Linked DNA regions of Homo sapiens: region 2 is linked to region 1. The links are chromatin contacts, found by Hi-C in ENCODE. All regions are on one chromosome and are shown on one strand. Each heading gives the region's core, a stretch centred on a gene start or an enhancer-like site at or near the end of the contact. The rest is flanking DNA. Distances are from core to core; before and after follow the strand shown. Region 1 has its middle 66 kb from the start of LINC01894. Region 2 has its middle 31 kb from the start of HRH4.

What was found. Hi-C counts contacts between places; a loop is a spot of excess contacts on that map. Pooled maps may share reads with other maps.
Region 2: a map of OCI-LY7 shows a loop between it and region 1 (7-fold over the local background). The contact joins two enhancer-like sites. A Hi-C loop is called at or near these places in 1 of 168 maps with a recorded cell type or tissue (OCI-LY7), 4 of 37 single-sample maps with no recorded cell type and 5 of 50 pooled maps.

What each region holds. Positions count from the first base shown.
Region 1 is chr18:24,919,563-24,924,887 of GRCh38, reverse strand. No RefSeq gene overlaps it. Among named protein-coding and RNA genes, the nearest start is that of LINC01894, 66 kb to the left of the region's middle. RefSeq lists an enhancer at 303-988. Within about 2 kb of position 1,592, at least 2 of the 41 ENCODE cell types and tissues checked have a DNase peak (open chromatin) inside an H3K27ac peak, as active enhancers do; they include OCI-LY7, where a contact is called at or near this core.
Region 2 is chr18:24,488,994-24,494,233 of GRCh38, reverse strand. No RefSeq gene overlaps it. Among named protein-coding and RNA genes, the nearest start is that of HRH4, 31 kb to the right of the region's middle. RefSeq lists an enhancer at 1,844-2,013 and a silencer at 2,194-2,253. Within about 2 kb of position 1,538, at least 2 of the 41 ENCODE cell types and tissues checked have a DNase peak (open chromatin) inside an H3K27ac peak, as active enhancers do; they include OCI-LY7, where a contact is called at or near this core.

The DNA.
Region 1 (5,325 bases), core at 343-2,842:
TGCACTCACAGGAAGAGTTTGACAGTGGTTAAGAGATCATTCTCCTCATTCAGCACCTCGGTGAGGTGTGAATTTGCACAAGATGATTCAATATATTTTCTTTGTGTATTCTTCAGTATATTCATGCTGTCCGGTGAATTTTTGACATTTCGGTGTGCTGCTCTAAGCTGCCCGTGTTGGGGACCTGATCCTGACCCTGACTATGGCTTTTAAGCAAGGAGAGCCAGAATAAACCCAGACAAATAGTCCTTTGCAGTGTGCACTGGTGCCCAGGTAGCCCTTGGTTATCTGCTGTGTTCAGTCCTCCGGAGGGAGTGATGAAAAGGGCAGTCGGCCCTCCTTCCAAGATAGCTTGTAAGCAGTCCTGCCTTGAGGCTGAGGGTAGACGAGATGACCCCTCCAGTCCCATCCAGTCTTGGTATCCTGTGATTTCTCACGTGAGTCCATTTTGTGCCCTGGGCTCACGTACATCAATTAAAAACACAACAGTGTATGCTTCCACAGGAGGGAGGAAAATGAACCATAGCAGTCTTCCTATCCGAACCAGACCCCATTTTTCCAAGTCACCACCTTACTCTCATCTGTAAAGCGCTAAATAGCCTGAGACCCAGTTATCTTTGTGACAATCTCTCCCCAGGTGCCCCATCACGGTAATTACGCTCAGCGGGGAGCCTGGAGCTGCCCATCTCTGGAGTTAAACTCATTAAGACAGGAGACTGAGAAATCTCCGCAGAGGGTCCCTGCCCCTGAAATCATGGGCATTCCTCTTCCTTGGCTACCAGTTTTGGGGTTTGGAGGAGTCTGGGGTCTGGTCTGAGGCTCCACATTGCCACAGAGCTTGCTTTAACCTGGATTTGCTGTTGTGATTTGTACTTTGGGGAAGATACTTACTATGGGAGTCTGCAAAGAGAACAGGTTCCATTTCATGAAATGAAATGAGGATTGAAACAAAGCCATGGAGGTTGCTTATTCCAAATATTGAACATGATGAACAAGTTGATTTGTCAATATTTCTCAAAAAACTTAAAAAGAGCTTTTTCTCTGACAGTGCAAATGACAAGATATTTTTCCCTCTGTGCTGTAAAAAGAGTAAGTTTCAAGAACTTTGTAGGGTAGAGATCCCAGGGATGGGAAGAGGGAGGATTCCTGATCAGTAGGATTGGTATGGGTGATAAGGGGGGACACTCCCTTCTAATTAATTAGTGAAAAGAAAAGGAAGTTTCTGGAGGGAAAACAGTAAGAGTCAAGATATAGAAGATAATTGGAGCCCGAGATAGGAACTTGGTTATGAAGAGAGAAGTATGTTCAAGGAAAAGGAGAAAAGAGTAAGAGAAGGAAAGGGGAACTGGAGGAAGACCTAAGGTACTCTCTAGGAGAATAAGAACTTTCTAATGTCTCATAGTTTGATGAAGGTTTGGATAAGATTTTTCAAGAGATTAAAAAAAAAATCTCCATTTGTTTTGTTTAATGGAATGAAATGTCAGACAGGTGACCTGCACTAAAAGATAAGAGGAACTGAGAAATGTGCTCATGGCTGTGTAACGTGTGGCTTTTCTAGTCAAAAATAAATGCCAGAAAGGTCACAACCTATTTGCCTAAGTTGGGCACCAATATTATTTCTGTACTGGTCAACAAGGAACAACCTTGTACTCAAATATCTATCTGTGACAATACCTGGAAGAATCTGTGGATGTTGGACTTTATGAAGACAATAAAAAAATTAACTGAAATGACTGTGCTTATGAAATGAGAACTATATGGGGCAAATCATGAAATAGAATTATTGCAAGAAATCATACATGAATCTATACTGGGGTTCTGTTATCAAGTTCTATTTATTCCTCATTAAAAGAGTGGTTAAAAAACAAATTGAAACAAAACAAAAAAACCCTCATGGATGGTTGTGGATAATACTAGAGGGTTTGTTCTGATTTGGTTGGGATTTATTTTCTTCTCAAATTGTCCAGGTGCTTCTAAGCATCTTGAAATGCATTTCATGTGGTTTTTAGCCCACGGAAGTTTGTATTGCAATCATTGCAAAGCTCTGGGTTCTGAGCCTGGTAATTTAGAGAGGGAGGAAGAAAATCCAAGGTATTTCTTCCCTCTCTTTCTGCTTCAGGTGGCATTTCTATCTCCCTTGCAGTCCCAGATCCTTGGTGCAGGCCTGCCCTCTGTGACCTCACTTGCCATCAGACAGCATCTGGGTTCTGAAAACACCACGGCCTCAACTCAGACCTTCGAGTCCTAGAGGTTTCCTGTTGTTGTAAATCTCTGATTTGCCTTCCTGCCATTTTTTATGTGTTTGTTTGTTTTTGTTTTTGTTAACTGTTCCAACACCTTTATAACCAGTACCCCATATAAAATTCCCCCCATCGAGCTGATATGAGCTCTGTTTCTCTGGCTGGATTCCAGCTGATTAAGGCACTTATTATTTGGAGAAAATAATTAGAGAGTATATGTGATTTTTTTATTTAAAAAAAGAACAGGGACTATGCTAATTTATTGCTAAAGAGCATTTGTCCTTCTCACTTTAAAATATCTGCAGCCAGTTAATTATTAGTAAAGAGTCGTTTCCCTCTACTTTGTGGATGGTCTGGTAGCCCGCCTATGCTGTAGAGAAGATGGGTCTCCATTGCTCCTTCTGTGGGAAGAATAACTTCTAGCAAGGACCAAGGCTCAAGATGCATCCCTCATTGAGCAGAAGCTTAGAGTCCATGGCATTTCCTGTGAATCACTGTTAAAACCCTCCGTGGCCATAGCAGATTGGGATTTTAGTCTCTCAACAGTTCATACTCATGGTAGGCACAGGAGAAAACAAGGTTGGCCCAGAAGCCACTCAGGTCACTTGTGAGCAAAGACAAGAGGCAATTTCTCAGTGAAAAATTATGGCGGAAAGAAAAGTACAAGAGACCCACACACAGGAACTGAGGACATTTTGAGGCCCCAGCAGAGCTGAAGAAGTTGACCACTTGCAAGAAAGGCATGTCGGAGTTCGCAGTGAGTTAGGAAAGGGTAATTTTTAAGACCCATTTTATTAAGGAATCCCAGAGGACACACACACACACACACGAAATGAGAAGTGATGATTAGAGGGCCACATTCAGCAATTCAATTCAATAAACACTTTCAGAAACACCTTCCCTATGCTAGAGACTGTGCATCTGGTTCAGGGAATAGGGAGAAATAAATGTAACTGTTTCTGCCCTCACGAAGTAAATAAAAACTGAGTTGAAAGGAATCACAAAGAATTAGGTGAAAGAATACAGATGGTGCATAACATATTGTAGAAGTCAAGGTGTGAAAAAGAGAGATGAACTAAGGCAGAAAACTAAGGCAAATATGGATATGATAAAGGCTTTTGAGAACCACAGAAAATAGAAGCTTTGATTCCTCGCAGCGAGACGGACTAGGTCAGGTAGCAAGTTTCTAACTTTGACATGTTTTGCACATTTTTAGGAAGTCAGATGCTTCTTTTTGCCAATGTAGCCACTCTTTTAGAGCATCTTGCTATAACTTTAAATGGAAAGAGATGTGGAGAAACATACACACAAAGCAGTGGCCTGTTTGGGGCTCACAAATTCAAGATTTGGCCTGGCACGGTGGCTCACTCCTGTAATCCCAGCACTTTGGGAGGCCAAGGCGGGTGGATCACCTGAGGTCAGGAGTTTGAGACTAGCCTGGCCAACATGGTGAAACCTCATCTCTACTAAAAACACAAAAATCAGCCGGGTGTGGTGGTGGGTGCTTGTAATCCCAGCTACTCGGGAGGCTGAGGCAGGAGAATCACTAGAACCTGGGAGGGGGAGGTTGCAGTAAGCCGAGATCGCGCCACTGTACTCCAGTCTGGGCGACAGAGTGAGACTGGGTCTCAAAAAAAAAAAAAAAAAAAAAACAAAAAAAACTCAAGTTTTGTCCCCTGGAAAAAAAAAATCAAGAAAATCCTCATGTCCACTAGCTATTCTGTGCTCTTGGGCACGCACCTCATATTGACTTTGTCCGTAATTAGAGTTAGCTTGACATGGAAATTGTGTGTATTTATCAAGGGCTGAACAGAATAGAATTTACTTTTTAGTACATAGGCACGGTAGGTCATCATCTCCATAAAACTCTGGTTTGCTTTGTGTGTAGACTTTAGAGATTTAATTCTTAATTGTGAGTTTCTTTATTTTGCAAGTTCCTTTTCCTAACGTGAGGGCCTTTTGCATGTAGTTTTCATAGACTATTTTATCACATATTTATGTACTTAGGATTTACTAGTTTAATGAGGCAATGAAAATAAATCATGTAATCGTGTTTATAAGGCTTAATGACAGACCTTCATATATACAGACACAATTATGACATATAACCTTATTATAAAATTGCTGCTTAAAATTTCAAGAGAAAAAGAATTTTCCCCTTGAGTTTCAATGTCTCAGGTGTTTTCAGATTTACTTGGCAAATTGCTAAAATGAGTATATCTGCTTTTGAGGCTCAGCAAATGAGAATTTTGAAGAACACAGTGTGTGAATGTTCGATTTTCAACTTATTTTTAATTTATATAGCTAAAAATATGACAGAACTTTCTTTAAATTGAAATTCACTCCTACTTGACATCATAATACAAAATATCAAGCTCATATTGTCTAGAGTGAATTTTTGTTATTTATTTATTTATTTGAGACAAGATCTTTCTCTGTCACCCAGGCTGAAGTTTAGTAGTGCTATCGTGGCTCACTGCAGCCTTGACCTCCGGGACTCAAGCAATCCTCCTGCCTCAGCCTCCTCAGTAGTTGAGACAAAAGGCAGGAGCCGCCACACCCAGCTAATTTTGTGGGGTTTTTTTTGTTTGTTTGCTCGTTTTTTTTTTTTTTTTTTGTAGAGACAGGGTCTCACTATGTTGCCCAGGCTGGTCCTGAATTCCTGGGCTCAAGTGATCCTCCCGCCTTGGCCTCCCAAAGTACTGGAATTGCAGGCATGAGCCACCACCCCTGGCTGTGAATTTTTGTTATCTGAGTTAATAGTTGGGACGGGATAGCTCCTTCTCTCCTCCTAATTGACACTCTTTGGGAATTCGGCTTTGCTTTCACTGAAGCCTGGGCTATAAAACAAGTGCATATGACCATCACAACAACCACGGCAATAATAACAGGAGCTACACTGTGTTCAGCATTTACCCATTCCAGGCACCGTGTTTTAGGCACACATTCTCCCAAGCCTCTGAGAGTTCAAGGTTTATAAAAGTGGCAGAGTGGCTCTCCGGACGCAGTTCTGACCAACTCACAGTTATGCCTGTACCGTGGATGAGCCTGTGTGGTACTGATTTGTGATTCTCAGACAGCCCCA
Region 2 (5,240 bases), core at 289-2,788, 430 kb after region 1:
AGCCTGTGCTCTTGTATCAAGCTTCTTTCACTCAACATGTCTGAGATTCATCTATGCTATTGCAAGATGCAGTATCTCTTTCCTTTTGTTACTGTGTAGCATTTCTTTGTATATACATATGCCACAATTCAGTTATCTATTTTATTGTTGATGGATATCTGTGACATTTCCAACTTGGGGACATTGTGAATAAAGCTGTTGTAAGCATTCTTGCACGGGTCTTTGATGGCATATGCAACTCTGTGGTGTAGACTTAGGAGACGAATTACTGGTTCATAGAATCAGTATCTATTGAAGGGTTTTAAATACTGCCAACAATTTTCCTAAGTGGTTCAACCAATTTGCACTTTCAGCCAAAGGATCTGGGAGGTTCAGTTGTTTCATACCCTTGCCCCTTCTAGGGGATGGGGAAGAGGTCATATTGACAGAGAAACAGCTTGGGGCAACCTTCAGGGGCAATAAAAATATTCCATATATCAACCTGGTTGGTGGTCATATAGGGGTCACAATTTTTACATAAGTATGTAAAAATTGATCAAGGTACAGGTTTAAGGTTATACACTTGTATGTAGGTTCTGCCTCAATGAGAGATGAGAGAGCAAGAGATTAAAAAGACAACAACCAAATGTAACGGGTGAAACTTGATTGGCTCCTGGTTCAAAACAAAAAACACTTATCAGAGACAGTTTTGAATCACTTGGAGAAGTTTTAATATGGCCTGGATATTAGATGTTATTAGGGAATTCTTTTTCATTATCTTAGGTGTGATCATTGTATTGGGGTTATTTAGGAGAATGTTAGTATTAGGAAATGCATGCTCGGGTATTTAATTAGGGATAAATTGTCATGCTGCCTGTAACTTACTTTCTAATGTTTCAGCAAATGTGTCTGTGTGTGGGCGGGGGGGGGGGGTCTGTGTGTGTGTACACATAAAGATAAAAACAAAACAACAAAACAAATATGGAAAAAAATGTTAACCATTGTTGAATCTAGGTGGTGGATATGAACTTGTTATATTATTTTTTCAACTTTTCTGAATATTTAAAACTTTCCAAAACAAAAATAAAATGTGTTTGGGGGAAGATATAGAGAGTTGAAGTGACCAGCTTAAAATAACAAGGTAACAAGGAGAAGACCCTAAAAGAAAATTCTAGCAATCTTGACCCTCTCTGTGCCATCCTGTACATTGTCGCTTCCCGGTGTTCAAGACTGATTGTTAAATTTGAATATGTTTTTTAAATTTTATTTCCTTCTTCAAAGTGCTTCCAAGAGTCTAACAGGAAAGCACAAAGACACCCCTAGATTTCTCTTATAAATAAACTTGCATTCTGCCTGCAAATCAAACCTCCCCCTGCCCCCATCTCTCGCCTGTTACACAGCTACTTTCAAAATCACTCCACAATCATTTGACCCATGTCCATATTCCCTTTTTCTAATGCAAAAGCTAAATTGAAAGCTAAGCGGCCCTGGCAGCCCACAAAACCCCATGATTTCTGCCCTGAGCGGGAGGGGACCCGGTGAAACGCCGCGCCGCTGTTTCAGGTTCACTGCCCAGCTGCCACGCTCAGCCGAGCTTCTCAGGTGGCTGGGCCACTTTGAAGGTTTACTTTCAATTAAAAAAAAAAATAAGAAAGAAGCCAAATCAGCAGCTGTCAGGGATGCAGGGGAGATTTATTCCGGGTGGTCAAAGGGGAGCGTGGTCCCCAGTAAAGGCCTAAAGTTAGGCAGGAAGGAAATTCAAGCTGGAGAGAGAAATTCCTCCTGGCAAGGTCAGCCGATGCTGGGCTAGTCCTTCTGGGTAAGGCTGCCCGATTCCTATTGCTGGACCTGCTCAAAAGGGAGCCGAGGAGTCGGCTTGCAGACACTTGGAGAGTGGGTTTGGGGAGGGAGACTGTCCAGGGGGAGCTTTGAAAGCAGAGCTTATTAATCAGATGAAACCAGGCCTGAGGGATCCAAACATGACTGATTTTCAAATTGCTTCCTGATTCAAAAGCTGGTGTTGCCCACCTCAAAATGTGATGAGGTGAAGAGGCCAGGTCCCTGGGCAGTTCTGCATGCATCGAGCTTCCATTGAAGTCGGCCTGTGTGAAGAAGCAGAGCAGCTGTGCAGAGCGGAGCTGGAGTGGGGGGCTGTGGTTTTATCACCTTTCATTTCCTGTCTCAGTTCTGATATGGCTTTAGACGTTTCACATGCAAGTGTGAAAACTAGCATGTGCTTTGCAGAAGGAATCAGCCAAGCGCCCCGCTAACCCTGATCAATGCCCTGGTAACTTCTAGAACCAATCAGTCAAGCTACATGCATGGGTTTTAAACTATTCTCATCCCCTCTCCCCTGTTTACAGCCATGTTATTTATCCACGCAATCCCGGAAGTAATTGGAATATAGAAGCTCGAGTGGGTTCTATGCCCTCTCCATTTCCTCTGGACGTACTAATTATCCATGTTATACCCGCTTGCTTCTTACCATGGGTAATAAGGGTTATCACTGACGCTGTTAGTTAAGCTAATAGACATTGCCCAGATATCCCAGACCTCATTAGGTATTTAAGATACCTATATGTTTTTTATATTTTTATATATATTTCAAATACCTATATTTATTTTATATTTGTATGCATTTTAAATACCTAATGAGGTATTTAAAATACATAAATGTATGTAAATATATGTATTTAAATAAATACATATATGTATATATAAAATACATATATGTATATATAAAATACATATATGTATTTAAATAAATAAATATATGTATATATAAAATACATATATGTATTAATATATGTATATATAAATACATATATGTATTAATATATGTATATATAAATACATATATGTAATTTAATATACGTATATATAAATACATATATGTTTTTATATGTATATAAATACATATATGTATTTTAATATACGTATATATAAAAACATATATGTACTTAAATATACATGTATTTAAAATACAGATATATGTATTTAAATATACATGTATTTAAAATACAGATATATGTATTTTAAATATACATGTATTTAAAATACAGATATATGTATTTAAATATACATGTATTTAAAATACAGATATATGTATTTAAAATACAGATATATGTATTTAAATATATATGTATTTAAAATATGTATATATACACATATAGACAGAGATTTAATTTTTTAAAAGCAAACAAAATTACAATGAATTAAGCCCATTTTGTCGGATTTCCAGACGTTGACCTTCTTGTATCTCTCCTGTCATTTCTGACAGTTCCCAAAGAGAGGCCCTTGCACACGTCCATAAACCAGTCTGTCAAAGGAAATCAGCCTGAAGCAGCCACCCTCTTTTGAGTCGTGGCTCTGGTTGTCACTTGCCCTTGTCCACCACGTGGACCTTCTGGGTGGGAAGCCTCAGCGCTTCCAGTGCCCATCTGGAGAATGCAGTGGTTATGCAGGCCTCCAGATGACACGTTTCTTCCATGGGAGCTCCACATTCCATCTGGGTTGTCAAAATGCTGGGTTCCTTGCATCATGGACAAAAATGACTTCCTCTCTGGCTCTGTATCACATTGTGACATCTGGTCACTAAGGCAGCTCTGTTATGCCAAGAGAATCACAAAGTGTCTTTTGAAAGGTTTTATCAACTTTTGTGTTTATAAAATAATTCATAACTTCTGGTCATCATTCCTCTATCCAGAGGAGTTCAAATATAAGCCAGGAAGATAATTACATTATACACTGCTTTCTTTTTCTTCCTCTTTCTTCCCAGCTCCTTTTTCCCCACTTTTATTCCCCGATTTTCTTCTCCAAAATATTTTTCTTTCTCTTTCCCAAGTTACAGAACAAAATCTCATAAGATTTTAGTATACAAAACACATATTGATAGAGATGGAATGAACGTATTAACTCTATTAACACTATCTGGGACTGTCCCTAGTCAGTTGCAATTTTTAATAAATCTAAAAAGCCAAGCTGGGCATGGTGGCTCACGCCGGTAATCCCAGCACTTTGGGAGGCCACTGTGGGTGGATCACCTGAGGTCAGGAATTCGAGACCAGCCTGGCCAACATGGTGAAACCCTGTCTTTACTAAAAATACAAAAATTAGCTGGGCGTGGTGGCACGTGCCTGTAATCCCAGCTACTCAGGAGGCGGAGGCAGGAGAATCACTTGAACCTGGGAGGTGGAGGTTGCATTGAGCCAAGGTCGAACCACTGCACTCCAGCCTGGGTGACAGAGTGAGAGTCTGTCTAAAAAAAGAGAAATAGGCTTATTTTGTGAATTATAAATAATGCCTACATCATGAAATAGATCAATCCTGAAAATTTGACCTTAGAACAATTTTCACCAAAACATACATTATTTCCCCCATTAGCATCTATTATATTATCAAAGACAGAGTTTCATAAAAGCAAAAATTTGAGTGTAACAGATGACCCAATTTAAATAATATAAAATATGTGGGGTAAGATAAAGATTTGATGGGGAAGGGGTACCATATGTCTTTATGTGAAGGAATGGCACAAATGTAAAAGGTTAAGTAGATGTTTTGGTACAACTTATAGAAACAGTAAACGTCACCCCAACATGCACATGCTGCCTCAGTGACCAAGAAGGAAGTCACCCCATGGCTAAAGATAACGACTTAAAATGTGTAATGAGAGGCCGGGCGCAGTGGCTCATGCCTGTAATCCCAACGCTTTGGGAGGCCAAGGTGGGCGGATCACTTGAGCTCAGGAGTTGGAGACCAGACTGGGCAACATGGTGAAGCCCCGTCTCTACAAAACACACACACACACACACACACACATACACACAAATTAGTCAGGCGTGGTGGTACATGCCTGTAGCTTCAGTTGCTCGGGGGGCTGAGATGGGAGAATCACTTGAGCACGGGAGGTGGAGGCTACAATGAGCTGAGATTGTGCCACTGCATTCCAGCCTGGGCAACAGAGCGAGGCCCTGTCTCAAAATAAATAAATAAATAAAATGTGAATTAGATTCATGGAAAATGGTGTAATATGAAATTAGAAACTATTTTTGTAATAAAAATCGTATCACTGTTTATACCCTGATCATTTAATTACAAAAGAAGCTCTGTTGCTTCTTTTGGGGTTGGGCATTAACTGGAACTGAGCTACAATACCAACTATAGCCAGTAGATGGTGCTTTCGTAAAGGAAAAAAAGAATAGAAGTTGAAAATTCTGCTTCTGGGGAGATATTTGAAGTTAGAGATCTTGAATTTACTGGAT